Regions from separate parts of the Homo sapiens genome. Here region 2 is linked to region 1. A link is a loop called in an ENCODE intact Hi-C map of the cell type or tissue named here. Cell type or tissue: mammary epithelial cell. All regions are shown on one strand.

Region 1 (8,000 bases):
CAGGCGCACACCACCTCGCCTGGCTAATTTTTGTATTTGTAGAGATGGGGTTTCACCACATTGCTCAGGCTGGTCTCAAACTCCTGACCTCAGGCAATCCACCCTCCTCAGTCTCCCAAAGTGCTGGGATAACAGGCGTGAGCCACCACATCCAGCCCACTCTCTGCCTTTTAAGTGGGGCATTTAGCCCATTTATGTTCAAGATTAATATTGATAGGTACAGATTTGATTCTGTCATTGTGTTGTTAGCTGGTTGTTATGTGCACTTGATTGTGTAGTTGCTTTATAGTGTCAATGGTCTGTGGACTTAAGTGTGTTTTTGCAGTGGCAGGTACCAGTCTTTTATTTTTATGTTTAGCACTCCCTTAAGGACCTCTTTTAAGGCAGATCTGGTGATAATGAATTCCCATAGTACCTGCTTGTCTGAAAAAGGATTTATTTCTCCTCCACTTATAAAGCTTAGTTTGGCTGGATATAAAATTCTTGGTTGAAATTTGTTTAAGAATATTGAATATAATCCCCCAATCTCTTCTGGCTTGTAGGGTTTCTGAGAAAAGGTCTACTGTTAGCCTGATGGGGTTCTGTTTGTAGGCGACCGGCCCCTTCCCTTTAGCTGACTTTAACATTTTTCTTTTATATTTACCTTGGAGAATCTGATGACTATGTGTCTTGGAGATGTTTTACTTGTATAGTATCTCACAGGGGTTCTCTAAATTTCCAGAATTTGCATGTTGACCTTGCTGGCAAGGTTGGGGAAAATTTCCATGTATCATATCTTCAAATATGTTTTCCAAGTTGCTTGCTCTCTCTCCCACTCTCTAATGGATGCTGAAGAGTTGTAGATTTCATCTCCTTACATAATTCCATATTTCTCAGATATTTTGTTCATTATTTTTTTTCTTTATATTTATGTTACTGAGTTAATTCAAAGAACTGGTCTTTGGCCAGGTGCAGTGGCTCACACCTGTAATCCCAGCATTTTGAGAGGCCGAGGCAGGCAGATCATTTGAGGTCAGGAGTTCAAGACCAGCCTGACCAACATGGAGAAACCCCGTCTCTACTGAAAATACAAAAATTAGCCAGGCATGGTGTTGCATGCCTATAATCCCAGCTACTCAGGAGGCTGAGGCAGGAAAATCACTTGAACCCAGGAGGTGGAGGTTGCAGTGAGCTGAAATCGCACCATTACACTCCAGCCTGGGCAACAAGAGTGAAGCTCCATCTCAAAAGAAAAAAAAAAAAAAAGAACTGGTCTTCAAGCTCTGAGATTATTTTCTCAACTTGATCTATTCTGCTGTAAATACTTCTGATTATGTTATGAAATTCTTGTAGTGAGTTTTTCAGCTTTATCAGTGCAGTTTGGTTCTTCTTAAAATGGCAATCTCATCTTTCATCTCTTGACTCATTTTACTAGATTCCTTGAAATGGGTTTCAAGTTTCTCCTGCATCTCAGTGATCTTTGTTGACATCCAGATTCTCAATTTTATGCTTGTCATTTTAGCCATTTCATTCTGATTAACTGTTTCTAGGGAGCTAGTGCAGTTTTGGAGGTAAGAAGACATTCTGGCTTTTAGAGTTTCCAGGGTTCTTTCACTGGTTCTTTCTCATCTGTATGGGCTGATGTTCCTTTAAATGTGGTACAATTTGAGTATGGCCAGTTGTCTTCATTTCTGGATGTTTTCAGAGGGCTGAGGCTTTCTGAAAGGCCCTTATTTGTGGTTGAATTCTGTCTTTTATTTCACAGGGGGGTATATTCACAAAGTATTTTGGCATTGAAGTTTGAGCTTCAATCCAGTAAATCCAGTAGATGGTGCTTAAGCATAATGGATGGTAGGTAGGCCCTTAGCCAAGTGTCTTCTCTGTATTTTCTTGCATTTGTAGCCATGCTCCCTCTCAGTGCTCTGAGAGTGTGGGCTCCTTTCCCCCTCAATGCTGGCTGTAGACGTCGGCTTGACACTCCCAGTCTGTGTACTGCAGCTGTGGGGCTAGCTCAGGCTTTTGTTCCCTCCCCAACTTGGGGACAGCATGGGCAGAGACCTTGGCACTGGCAATGGCAGAGGGCCTTTCACTTGTCCCTTGGTACTCCACCCCAGAGAAACACAGAGCAGCTACCAATCAGAAACATCAGCCTAGGGTGGGACAGCTGCATTGTGGGCCCAAACTGAGGAGCCCTGCCTGGTGAAGAGCAAGAGGGTGGGGGGCTTGCGGGGAAGACAGTCTGGCTTCTCTGTATGGTGGCTATGGCATGCTGGAGGTGTGAGTAAAGCACTCAGGCTCTTTGTTCCCTTCTTGGACTGGTGGTAGCAAGGGCAGGTACTGCTACATTGGCAGTAGCAGAGGGGCTGTCAGATACCTCTGGGAATTCCACCCCAGAGAGACACAAAACATTGCAAAGGGGAACCTTCAGGCCAGGGTGAGGTAGCTACACTGCAGGCCCATGCCAGGGGTCCTTCTGATAAGGACAGGAGAGAGGGAAATACTGGGTAGAAGATGGCAGTTTCCTGGCAAAGGCCCCACCCTCAAACCTGAAGACCCACAACCCTAAATGAAGACAGACATTCCTGTTTTTGCACCCAAAAAGTTGCCTTTTGGCCCACCATGACCCCTGTCCTGCACCCATATAAACCTCAAACCCCAGGCTCCAGAAGCAGACCAGCAAGCCAGCAGATCAGCAGACAATGGCAGAATGACACAGCAGAGAAAGAGAGAAGAGGAGGATCATCTGAACACCAAGAGGAGTTCCACTGAAGTGGTTGGAGAGGAGTCCACTGGGGGACCCAACTCCAGGGGTATATCACCTTCCCATTCCATCCCCTTCTTCTAGCTCCCCATGCATCCTGCGGAAAGCCACCTCCACCACTCGGTAAAACTCCGCATTCATCCTTCAGGCCCATGTGTGACCCTATTTTTCTTGGATACTGGGTGAGAACTTGGGATACAGAAAGCTGTCACATTGGCCCTCTGCCCTTGCAAAAAGACAGAGGGCCTATTGAGCTGAATAACACTCAAGCAAAGCTGACACTGCTGCAGTGGCAATGGAGAAGAACTTGTGGGATTCTCTGCCTCTGGGATTTCCTCCTCAGAGAAATGCAGTATTGCCACCCACTGAAATGTTCAGGCAGGGTTGACGTAGCTATACTGGAGGCGCAGGTTAGGAGGTCCACCCCAGTAAAGAATAGGAGGGGCAGGGACTCATGGGAAAAACTGTTTGGCTGCTTTTCCATAAGGCAGCTGTGGTTTGCTGGAGGCCTATGATAGAACTTAGGCTCTTTCCTCCCTCCCTCCATAGACTGAGGGCTGTATGAGTGGGGGCTGTGGCAGCTGCAACAATGGTGGGCCTGTCAGTTGCCTCTGGGACCTCCATCCCAGAGAAATGCAGATCTTCTATGGGTCCAAGTGCTCAGGAAGGGGTAGGGTGACTGCACTGGGGTCCTAGGCCAGTTGACTATGCCTGACAAGGTGTACCAGAGACAAGGCCTGTAGTTCATCTGCTCCTCAGCACCATGGGTGTAGTCACTATCCTGGGGGCATGCAAGCTGGAGCTGGGGTGCTTAGGGATTCAAGGACCTTGGGCTCCATGGAGGCCTGAGCAGCAGCTCTTTCCAGCTTCCATGCAGCTCTCAATTCAGTCTGGAGGCCCTGGGAGGAGGGAGCAAGGGAGAATTTCCTATGCCCAGGATTGCAAAAGTCTGTGGCAGAAGTGTCAGTCTCTAGGGGTTCTCACTCACTCATTTCCCACGGTGGTAAGCCTCTCTTGGCTCTGCACCAGCCCTGAGTGGGTGGCTGTCCTGTCTTGCTTTTCTCTGCTCTACATGGTTCACATTGCTTCTTTGATGACTCTCAAGAAAGCAATGTTCAGGATGTCCTCCTGAACATTCCAGCTGAAGAGCTAGTGTTAACTAGCCAGTCTCATCTGCTTTCTGTGAGAGTGGCACACACTAGCTACTTCTAGTCAGTCACCTTGTCCAAGAAAAATTTGAAGTTAAGATTTTAACATATGAATTTTTTTTGGAGGGGGGCGGATACAAACATTCAGTCCATAACACTTCATGATAAAAACACTCAAACAACTAGAAAAAGAAGGGAACTTCCTCAACCTACTGCATCTATGAAAAACCTACAAATGTCATTATACATAATGGTGAGGGACTGAATGCTGTCCCCCAAGATCAGGAAGAAGAAAAATATGTTCACTCTTTCCACTTCCATTCAACACTGTACTGAAGTTTCAAGCCAGGACAATCAGGCAATAAAACAAAATAGAGTATTCTGGCAGTCGTTCAAATTATTAAACATAGAGTTACCTCGTATGACACAAATTTCACCATCTCCTTGACTCTCTTTTTAATTGTCATTCTAGTAAGTATGTAGTGGTATCTCATTGTGGTTTTAATATACATTTCCGTAATGACTAATGATGCCAAGAATCTTCTCATGTGTTTATTTGCTGTCTATGTATCTTCATAGGTTTAAAGTTTATTTAAATCCTTTGTTCATTTGTTCATTTAGGTGTTCATTTTCTTATTATTGAGTTTTGAAAGTTGTTTATATATTCTAGAATTAAATCCTTTATTAGCTATATTATTTATATGCTTTGCAAATATGTTCTCTCAGTCTACACCTTGTATGCATTCTCTGACAGTGTCTTTCAAAGAACAGAAATGTTTATTTTGATAAAGTTCAATTTATCATTTTTATTTCTCTTCTATTAATCATGACTTTGGTGTTGTAGCAAAGAAATCTTTGCTTAACTGAAGGTCACAATTTTCTCCTATGCTTACTTCCAGAAGTTTCACAATTTTAGGTTTTATATTTATGTCTGTGATTCGAGTTAATTTTCTTAAATGGTGTAAAGTATGGAACCAAGGTTATGTTTTATTTTTTGTGTGTTTTTCCATATAGATATCCAATTGCTCCAGCATCATTTATTGCAATGTACTGTACTTTCATCTACATTATTTATTTTATTGCCTTTGTTCTTTCATCTACATTAAATTGATCATATCTTCTGGTTCATTGATCTATTTTTCTATATTTATGTCACTACCTTGCTTTCTGTAGCTTTATAATAAGTCTTGAATTCAGGTGGTGAAAATCCTTTAACTTTTTTCTCCTTTTTCAAAGTTCTGGTTATTGTAGGTTCTTTGAATTTCCATACGAATTATAAGACCAGTTTGTCAATTTCTTAAAAGAACTGCTGGACTTTTAAATGGGACTATGTTGACTCTGTACATTAATTTGGGGAGCATTGACACATTAACAATCCATGAATATGTTACAGATCCCCATTTAGTTATGTTTGCCTCAATTTTCTTAGCAATATTTTACAGCTTTCAGTGTACAGTTCTTTTGCATGTTTTGTCAAATGTATCCCTATATATTTTTAAGCTATTGTAAATGGTATTGTAATGGTATTGTTTTTAAATTTCAATTTCTGAATGTTCTTTGCTACTATTTAGAACTACAATTAATTGTTGTACATTGATCTTGTATCTGCTAAATTCAATTATTAGTTCAAATAGTTTTCTTGCAGATTCAATCAGATTTTCTACCTAGATATACATGTCATCTGCAAATAAAGATAATTTAATTTTTATTTTAAATCTAGATGCTTTTTATTTCTTTCACTTTTCTTATTTACACTGGTGAAAACCTTCACTACAATGTTGAAGCAGTGGTCTTTAGCAGACTAAAGAATCCTTCTATTCTTAGTTTACTGAGCATTTTTATCAGGAATGGATGTTGGATTTTGTCAATGCAAGGTTAGCTGAACATTTGAAAATCAATGTAATTTACCATATTAACAGACTACAAAAGAAAAGTATATAATCACCTCAATAGGAAACATTTGACAAAATCCAATTCAATTTTCTGTAAGAGTTTGCAAATTGCTATTATTTCTTTTTCTAATGTTTAGTAGGATTCGCCAGTGAATCTACATGGCTCCAGAGTTGTCTTTGCAGGAAGGTGATTAACTACAAATTCAATTTCTGTAATAGATATAGCTTATTCAAATTTTCTATAGCTTTTCCAGTGAGATTTGATACTTTGCATCTTTCACAGAATTTTACCACTATATCTAACTTAGTAATATTATTGACAAAATATTATTGGTAATAGTCCCTTATTTTTTTTACCATCTAATGTATCTGAAGAGATGTCACCTCTGTCACTCCTGACGTTAGTAATTTGTGTCATCTCTATGTTTTCTTACTAGTCTGGCCAGAAGCTTATCAATTTTACTGATCTTTAAGAACTATCCATTTCATTGATTTTAAAAAATATTCTGCTGTATTTTATTTCATTGATTTCTTCTCTGATTTTTATTATTTTTTTCTGCTTAATTTATGTTTTATTTGCTTTTCTTAATCTAATTTTTAAATATTAGTGCTGATGTAATTGATTTGAAACCTCTCTTCATTTCCAATATAAGCATTTTTTAAGAAGACAAAAATATAGCTATTTATTCTTTTTCAGTAAGTTTCATTACTACTAAGGTATAAGCGTTTAAATTGTTTGTGTAAGCAGTTATTCTTTTTACCCCAGTTTTACATTTTGTACCACGAGTTACAACCTCCCACACAGCATAAAACAAAATATCATTTAAAATGTGATATCCTGGCCGGGCGCGGTGGCTCACGCCTGTAATCCCAGCACTTTGGGAGGCCGAGGCGGGTGGATCACGAGATCAGGAGATCGAGACCATCCTGGCTAACACGGTGAAACCCCACCTCTACTAAAAATACAAAAAAATTAGCCGGGCGTGGTGTCGGGTGCGTGTAGTCCCAGCTACTCGGGAGGCTGAGGCAGGAGAACGGCATGAACCCGGGAGGCGGAGCTTGCAGTGAGCCGACATTGCGCCACTGCACTCCAGCCTGGGCGACAGAGCGAGACTCTGTCTCAAAAAAAAAAAAATGTGATATCCTGCAAAAACTACAATCAAATTCACCAATTAGAATATATTGCATCTAAATTAAAAACATATTTAAATTTTTAAAAATAATTTCAACTTTTATTTTAGATTCAGGGGGTACATGTGCAGATTTGTTACATGGGTATATTGTGTGATGCTGAAGTTTTGGGTATGAATGATCCCACAACCCAGGTAGTGAGCATAGTACCCAACAGGTAGTTTTACAGCCCTTACTCCCCTAGCTCTAACCCCTCTCTTGTAGTCCCCAGTGTCTATTGTTGCCAACTTTATGTCCATGTGCACCCAATGTTTCTAATATAAACTTTTTGATACTTATAAATTTCCCTCTAATGACTACTTAAGCTGCATTCTACAAATTTTAATATGTCGTATTTTTATTTCTGTTTATTTTTGGATACCTTATAATTTCTCTTTTGGTTGATTTTATCAACCCATTGGTTATTTGAAAGTGTGTTGTTTACTTGCAAATAGTTGAGGATTTTTCCAGTTATATTTCTAGCATTGATTTCTAATTTAATTCCATGTTGTCAAAGAACATAAGTTGTGTTCTTAAATTCATGTTCTAGAATATGATTTATTTTGTTAAATGTTCTGTGTACACTAAAAATAATTTGTATTTTGCTGTTGAGTGGAATGTTCTATAAATGTCAATTAGATTAGCTTGGCTGAGACTGTTGTTCAAATCTCCAATAATCTAATTGATTTTCTGTCTACTCGCTCTGTCAATTATTGATAGAGGGGTATTGAAATCTGTAATTGTGAATTTGTCTATTTTTCTTTGAAATTCTATTAGTTTTTGTTTTTTGAGTTTTGAAGCTCCATTTTAAGGTTTATGAACATTTAAGATTCTTATGTCCTCTTGATGAATGGACTCCTTTATCATTATAAAATTACTCTCTTTACCCCGGTAATATTTTTGTTCTGAAATCTACTTTGTCTAATATTAATAAGGCCACTCCAGCTTTCCTTTCATTAGTATTTGCAAGATATTTCATTTTCTGTCTGTTTGCTTTTAGATGGTTTGTGCCTTTACGTTTAAAGTTGTTTCCTCCTAGGGAGCATATAA
Region 2 (8,000 bases), 130 kb after region 1:
ATAAACATGCCATCTTACACGCACAATCTCACTTTCTCTCCCCTTACATTCCCTAATTTTTACTGGGTATTTTAATATTTCTTCATCATCGTGGTTGATTACATTTACATGTATATTGCAGTGGTAGTTCCCATAATTGTTATAACCTTTAACCATAGTTCTACATTTATTTTTGCCACCGTTTTTCCCATTCACCTTTTGGTTCAACTTTATCTTCTAGTAGTGTCTTCAAAAAAGTGTTCTTGGAAACTACAGCCCATGAAACATTATTGCATATTTGAAAATATTTATCTGTCACCATTACACCTGAATGACAATTTAGCTAGCTCAAATTTACTGGCTCACATCATCTTTTTTTTGGTAATTTTTTAAGTACTTCTCTACTGTCATGTAATGTTGTATGTAGGATAGCCTAAAGCCAACTTGTGTTTTTTTATTTTGCTGTTATAGTAGTTTGATCATTTTTGCCTAGATGCCCCATAGGATTATTTTTCTTTGTCTTTATTTCAGGAAACCTTACTAGACTATGGTTCAGTGCTGACTAGACATTTTTTTCCTTAAGAAACACCATGCCCTTTAGATCCTTAGATTCAAATCTTTTTTAATATCAGTAAAGTTTTTAAATTTACATATTTGGATATTTTATACTTCTCTAGTTTTTTCTTCTTAAAGAAGAAAACATTAATTCTGTCTTTGCCTGTCTTCCATATCTACAATTTTCTTCTAATCACTTTTTATAATTTCCATTTCATTTTGCTCAATTGCCTCAAAGCTGCTATCTATTTTTCTGTTGTCAACAATCTGTACTCTTACATCAGCTACTATGATAATATTGTGTCACCATTTACTACTATTTACAAGCTAACCATAATTTCTCTGATGATTTTAGTTTTCTCTTCTACTTTGTGTCCTAGATACAGGCAGCTCAATTTTAATTTTTGTTGCTTTTCTTGATTCCTTATACCTCTGCATTAAGCTCTTAATTCACAAATTACTTCCATTGTTAAGTTATTGAGTTCTTAAACAAATATTTGGTCATGATTTTCATCTACTCCACATCAAAATGTTCATACTGTGTAGGCTGTTTGCCTTTTTTGTCCTGCTATTTTCCACCATTTTGTGACATTTTTGTATGGATCTCCTTGTTCCTTTTTTATTATTAGTCATCCTTGAGTGAGCAGAAATCTTCCTAGAGCAGGTATTTGAAAGAAGTAGTGTGGAAGAGGGGCTGGGGCTGTGTTCTGCGTTAGTAGAAAATCCCCTAATTCTTAGAAAAATCCTTTATGATTCATGGTCTTGTGGGAGAAGGTTGTGAAGCGGGTTTTGTGAATGTGCTTCATGTGCAATAGAGAGTGACTGAGAGGTGGTTTAACCTTTCTTCTTAGCTCACAAAGAATGGCTGCTACAGAGCTGCTTAACACCCACAGTTTTTCTTCTACATGCTGCACATTTACAAAGATGGAGTATCCGTGAGTTTTCTCACTCATTCCTACCTCCCCTGCCATTTTAAAGTATCCAAGGAAGTTGGGGAGATTCCCTCAGCTAAACAGCCACCCAGATCTTATTGTTCCAAACAAAAAATTATTAGATTTGCCCTCTGAGCAGGTCACCTACTTTGGAGAATTTTGTGCTCTGCCAGCTCTCCTCAAGATTTGGAAAAGCAGTTATTTTCTATTGGAGCCCCCATCACTCCAGTCCAAAGTTCACTGCATGTGACATCCCATCTTATTTGTCTGGTTCCTGATTATAGGAGTTTCCCAGTTTCAACAAAAATACTGTCTTTGTTTTTGTTTCTCATTCATTTTTCCCCAATTTTGTTTCAAAGCGAAAAGTAAAAACATTCTTACTCTAACATCTTAAAATTAATGTCTGGGAGGAACCTAAACTGCTTATTAATATATGCCATGCTATATGTGATATGGCAGAGACTGCTACCTGTCCACCAGAATCTATTTATTTTTCTTGGATGCACAATAAGACTACATTTCCTAGTCTCCCTTGCAATTACATGTGACCATGTCATTAAGATTTAGTGGATGAAATTTAAGCAGAAGCAAGGTGTGTAAATTCTAGGGCTGGCCCATTACAAACTTTAACATGGGCACCTGTGTGTTTTTCCTTTTCTGCTTAATTGGGTTGGAGATAATCACAGTGATGCTGAAAGCCATGTGCTAAAGAAGGCAGAGCCTCCTTCTGCTTGGGCTCCTGAATGACTGTGTGGAACAGAGGCCCTTGCCACTCTTGGGCCATTCTGGATTATTACATGCACAAAGAGTAAAGTTCTTTTCTGTTAAGCCATTAGATGTATGGGTTTATTTGCTGTTACAGCCTAGTCGAACCCAAATGATGTAGTGAGGGAGGCAGGACAAGGAAGAAACCTATTCAGTATGGAGTTATCCTTAGGGACAAGTTACAAAAATTATAAGGATCAGACACCACTGCTGGTTGATCCATTATAGACCAGAATAAGCAGGTGGTATGATTCCAGAAGGAGATGCCATGGTTGTGTGAGAGAGAGATTAACCATTCCTATAAACAGAAGGGTCAAAGAAAGTAGCCAGTCACCAGAATGCTTATATTAAGGAGGATTGTGACTACCTGTATATAAAGTATAGGAAGAAAATGGGGCAGGGCAATTAAGATGAATTGCAGACACAACTATTTGTGCATATTAATTTGAATTTAAATTTAAACTTAATTTAAGGATAATTTAAAGGAAAATCTTCCCTTACCTATTTCATGCTGAAGGGGTCTTTCAAGTTGTCAAACTCTCTCTATATAAATAAGACTGCATAATCCAGACCCTCCGGAATCCAGAGATGAATTGCATGTGGTAGCTGATGTGTGGGAAGCCCACAGAGCAGCACTTCTGGTCATTGCCATCCAGCTAGCTGGTGCTCTCAGAAGAATGAGATGAAGAGGCATGACTTTCAAGCTTCCTCTGCCATACAAGGTGAGTTTGGGTTCCAGGCTTCTTCCTAGCCCCTGTTTCTGCTTCCTCTGATTTAATACCCAGTCACTGAGTACCTACTAAACACTCGGCATTAAACTGAAAAGAACAGGGAAGTCAAAAACCTTTTACCAATGCCTGATGGGATAAAGACATGACCCATCCCTCAAAGAGCTTGTGGTCTTCCCATGGCAATGCCCTTCCTCCCTAGGCCAGATGGACTGTGAAGAACAGCAGTCTCAAGTGGATTTATTGGGAAGCTCATGAAGACTCAGCTCAATGGGCCATGTTTGCAGGGGCCCCTTACAAGGCTCTGCACTTGATTTTGTAATTTTGAATTATTTTTCTCAAAAAGGCCTCCCAAATTATGTAAGCTTCAGGCCTTTAAAACTTGGATCTGTTCCCTTGAAGCCACATAATCTGATCAGAAATAATTTTCAGGGCTCATTGGGTGCTGGAGAATTCATGGTTAGATATTTAAATAAAAATGCAGAGAATCTATAGGACTTTCCAACTGAGACCAAGGCTTTTTTTTTCTGGTAGCTTGACTGCCAGGAAACAGAAAGCGGGGCATCTCCACCTGCTGGCAGAAGACCAAAACTACACCATATTGCATTGACCGCAGACATCAGGCTTTGTTTCCTTTTAAGTGAATAGGTGAAATCAATCAAGCAAACTGGAATTAGGAAACAGAAGGACCACTCACAACCGTACCTCCACAGCAAAGCTAACACTTTCATTTTGAATAACCCCTTTCCAGCCCCTGTTTACATCAGTCACATTTTTGCATGGACATAATAGTGTTTCAGGCAGTCCTGCTCTACAGAAGGCATTTGTTTCGCTGACCATAAGCATCTTATGTGCTTCTACATTGTCTTTATAGCCAGCTGTCTGAAGTTCTACATCATCCGTCAGTGATGGGTCCTGAGTAAACTCAGCAGTCTCCTCTAAGTAACTTGTATATATCCCTTTTATAAAGAATGCTGCAGTGGCCACCCTTAAGTATAGAACTTTGTCTTTCCCAGGCATTACTTACAGGAAACTGGGGACCAAATGCCACTCCATAGCATAGCTTAGGAGAAGTGAGATTCCAAAGGACAGAGTGGGCTGGCACATATGTAGTAGAAGACTAGACAAATGAGAGTGAATGAGCGAGTCTGTTGTGAGTGGATGACACGCAATGCAACCCCAAGGGCCGGCTCCAATTTGCACAGTCCCTAAAACATCCCAGGGATCCAGTCTTATCGCAGTCTCATCAACATTGACAATAATCATTTAGAGAATTTTCACCATGAGACTTTTGACACTCTGCTCTGGGATTTTGGAGTTCCAACTGCTTTAACAATTTATACAGTCACTCAAATGTAGAATCCAGTGAATTATTAATGACAATTTTGCTCCGCATATTGAAAGGGCATTCTATATTAATCAATTATAAATCATGATAAATTGCTTTCTAAAAATTATACACTTGAAACCCAGAAATGTTCAAGCCCCTCACCAGTTTACATACATCCTTAACCGTGTCTTGTTAACTGGGTGACCAGGAAACAGAGAAAGGAGGATGTACTTAATGAATAACTGGCCAGAAGTCGGAAGACCTAGATTTTCTTCCTATCCCTTCCATAGATTTGCTCTGTGACCCTAGACAATTCATATGCCCCCTCTGTTACCATACTTTTAAGCTGAAGGGGTTATAGTGCATACTTTCTGAGGTCCTTCTAACACTGGAGATCTATGAGTTCATAAGATCACATAGAGTCTTGGACTTTTCAGAGATCACTAGGCATAAGAAAGCCCTCGAGGACATCCTCTTCCTAGATCAACCACTCCAAGCTAAGACCTTAATGGGTCTACACTGTCATCCATTTATATAGGAGAGAGGATGGTACAAGCTAAGTGAAAGTCTGTTGTCAACTCAGGAACTAGGGTACAGTTCCAGCAATCAATCTCCATGGAGGGTTAGCAGAGGTCTGGCCTAGCCAATTAGGGTTTGGCACTGCCATATGCTACTAGAAAACACATGCTTTCATGCCAGGCAACAGGGTGGGAAGTGCAATGCCATTAAGGACCATACCTTAGCCTACTTAAACTAGCCTGGGATTGAGTTACTGAGCTCAAAATACAATTCAGCACACTTTCCTGCCCACTGCAAGTCAGGCCAGCCCCTGGAGAACTCCAGGGACAAGGCAAGTCTGGAGTTTGTCCCCAAGGAACTCCCAGTCTAGTGGAGGAGATGGGCCCATAGCAGAGTTACAAATGTCCAAAATAAGAGCACAAATTCCTGGGTTCTTAAAGAGAGTTCAAGCACACACACACACACAGAGAGAGAGAGAGAGAGAGAAATTAATTTAGATAAGGAAGGGAGGTAGGGAGAGATGGTGCCAGCAATGGCTTCCTGAGGAAATGTCACTTGTGATGGGTCTTTTAGGTGAGTTGGACATTGAGAGAAAGTAATCAAAAGGGCACAAGATAGGGTAGCTGTCAGGTAAACAAAACAAAACTGTATGCACAAAGGTCTAGAGGCAAGAAAGCATGGGTGTGCTTGCATAGCAATGAAGAATGTGGTTTGGCCAAAGCATAGGATTCACAGAAGGACCTCCCCAGGCCATCAGTAGTCTCTCCTTCGCAGGAGTCCACTGTGGCTGGACGAGGAACAGATCAAAACAGGTCTTGTTTGAGGCTTGGCCCAACAACAGGGCCAGCTGTTGACCAGGGCTTCCTTCACCCTTAGCTTTCTCTCCCCCTAGTGTAGTCAGAGACTCCAAAGGCAGTCCCAGAGTGTTGTGCCAAAACAAATGCACATCAGGCTATTGTCATCAGGAGCCCTTGTCTTGTTCTGTTTGTTTTAAGAAGACATAAGTGAAATAACCAGGTTTCCGAAGAGAGGGCAGAATTGGGTTTGTCCCCAGGGAAAATGAGGTTTCTCCACCATGGCTGTTCTCCCCATGCAGCAGTGGCCAGGGGTCCCCAGCAGCTCTTTGCTCAGTGCCCCTGCTGCTAGGCCTGATGCTTCCTATGTGGTCAGCTCAGATGTGCAACCCTTCTCCATTTTTATTATTTGAGCAATATAATCATTATTGCTTTTGTTACCCAAAATCTTATAATCACCCATTTAAGAGTAATGTAGGAATCATTTTTCTCTTTTATTTGATGAACTAATCTTTCTGGTTGGCTCTTGAGGTGGGAGGGGTGGGCAATGGGGACCAGCCTGCTTCATCTCACTCTTTCCTAGGCCTGCTCCTTAGGCACGTGCCCCACAAATCCCACCTCCGCAGCTTGGAAAAGGGGCCCACAGAGGATCTCAGGTATCTGAGGAAGGGCCAGAGGCTATTTGGCCTGACATCCTGGAACATCACCAGCCAGGAGCCATAACTCCTTTAGGCTAGCCTGCCTGCAACTGGATCAGGTATAGCAAAAACGATTGATCTCACCTTCTAATTTTCAATGAGTGGGAGTGGCTGCCTTGAGTGCTGTGTTGGGAAGGAGTCTGAGGCAGCATCTGGACCCTGTGTAAATATGCGTTTCCTGTTATTGATGAAGCTTTCAAGACAAGATTTTAGAAAGCTTTGGCTCAAGTTGTAGGTTGTGGGAGGAAGGAATTAGTAAGAGCCATCATAAACTCAACATCTATTGTGTTCCAGGAGCTGTGACCACTCCCTTCTTTTTAGTCGGGAAGGTCAGGATCTCACTATGTCACCTAGGCTAGAGTGCAATGGTGTGATTATTGCTCATTGTAGTCTTGAATTTGAATTCCTGGGCTCAAGTAATCCTCCTGCCTCAGCCTTCTGAGTAGGTGGGACTACTGGTGTGTGCCACCACACTCGGCTTACTCCTCCCTTTGTATCCTGCTGCATCGTTAGTGCATGATACCCACCACCCCCTCAGAGGCCCAGCCTAGTGCTGTCTCTCAGAAAAACACCCTTTGAGTCAACAGAGACAAACTTAGGGGGTGCCTGACTCCAAAGTCCAGGCCTTCCTCCTTTGAGGAACAGCATGGCTTCCCCAGGGAATATCATTCCATGGAGACAAGGCCTGCAGACAGATCTCATTTTCATCTGTTCTTTTACTAGCCCTTGGAGGATTTGCTCCAAAAACCTGAGGCACTGATGTTTACTCCAGCTTTACTTCCCCCATACCTGGTGAACAACTCTGGCCCAGCTTCCACACACCAAGGCCCATGGCTCTAATAGAGCCAGAGAGGCAGTCTCAGCTAAGAAGAGCTGTATCCTCCAGGGACCAGCAGGAACTTCCAGAGATATCCTACAAGCTCCAACTGCTGGGAAAAGCAGACTGGGGTCTTCCTCAGGCTCCACCAAAGATAGCCAAGTGGCAGCAATGACATGAGCACCTCATTCCTGTCCTAGACCCTGGCAATTCCATGAGAGGGAGGCTCTGAATTCACCTCTGTTCCCAGGATGTGTGACATCAATGCACATTGTCATACCAGATACACCTGCCAAACTTCAGAACCCCTGGGAAGTGACCAGAATGCCACTGAATTCAACACCTTAGACCAATGAACATGACCTGGGTCCTGTAGGATAGGAGGCAGCAGCAGTGTATACCCAGACCTGCCCTCAACATCTCTGACTTTTAGGCATAGCAGGAACATTGGAATCTCTGCCCCCACTTTTTTAAAAATCTATTTGGATTCCACACACACAAAAAAAATGATTTTGAAAAAGGAAAATTTCGCTCCCTAAAAACTAGAGTGAACATTTTATCAATTAAAAGTAACAACTCATTTACAGAAAGGGAACAGGCCCAGAAAAGAAAGTCCCTTTCCCTTAGTCTCACAGTTAGATTTTTTTATGGCAAAGCACAGACTAGAATGTATTCTTCCTGAAGCATATGGTATGGACTGAATGTTTGTGTACCTACCCCTCAAATTTATATGTTGAAGCCCAATCCCCAATAGGATGTAATTGGGAGGTGAGGCCTTTGGGAGGTAATTAAGTTATAAAGGTAGAGCCCTCATGAATGGGATTACTGCTCTTACAAGAAGAGAAACAAGAGAGATGATCTCTTTCTTGACCACGTGAGGATA

What was found. Peaks named below come from ENCODE experiments on the same cell type or tissue, not always from the same donor. Only the 100,000 strongest peaks of a DNase experiment are listed, where the experiment ranks them.
Region 2: it touches region 1 in a loop (10-fold over the local background); 3 of 110 quality-filtered maps call a loop at or near these places.

Annotation. Positions count from the first base shown.
Region 1 is chrX:149,148,776-149,156,775 of GRCh38, forward strand. No RefSeq gene overlaps it. Among named protein-coding and RNA genes, the nearest start is that of IDS, 350 kb to the right of the region's middle. In mammary epithelial cell, no CTCF peak of the experiment used is centred here; a DNase peak (open chromatin) is centred at 3,766; H3K27ac peaks cover 549 bases.
Region 2 is chrX:149,283,512-149,291,511 of GRCh38, forward strand. No RefSeq gene overlaps it. Among named protein-coding and RNA genes, the nearest start is that of IDS, 220 kb to the right of the region's middle. In mammary epithelial cell, a CTCF peak has its summit at 3,542 (motif pointing left); no DNase peak of the experiment used is centred here.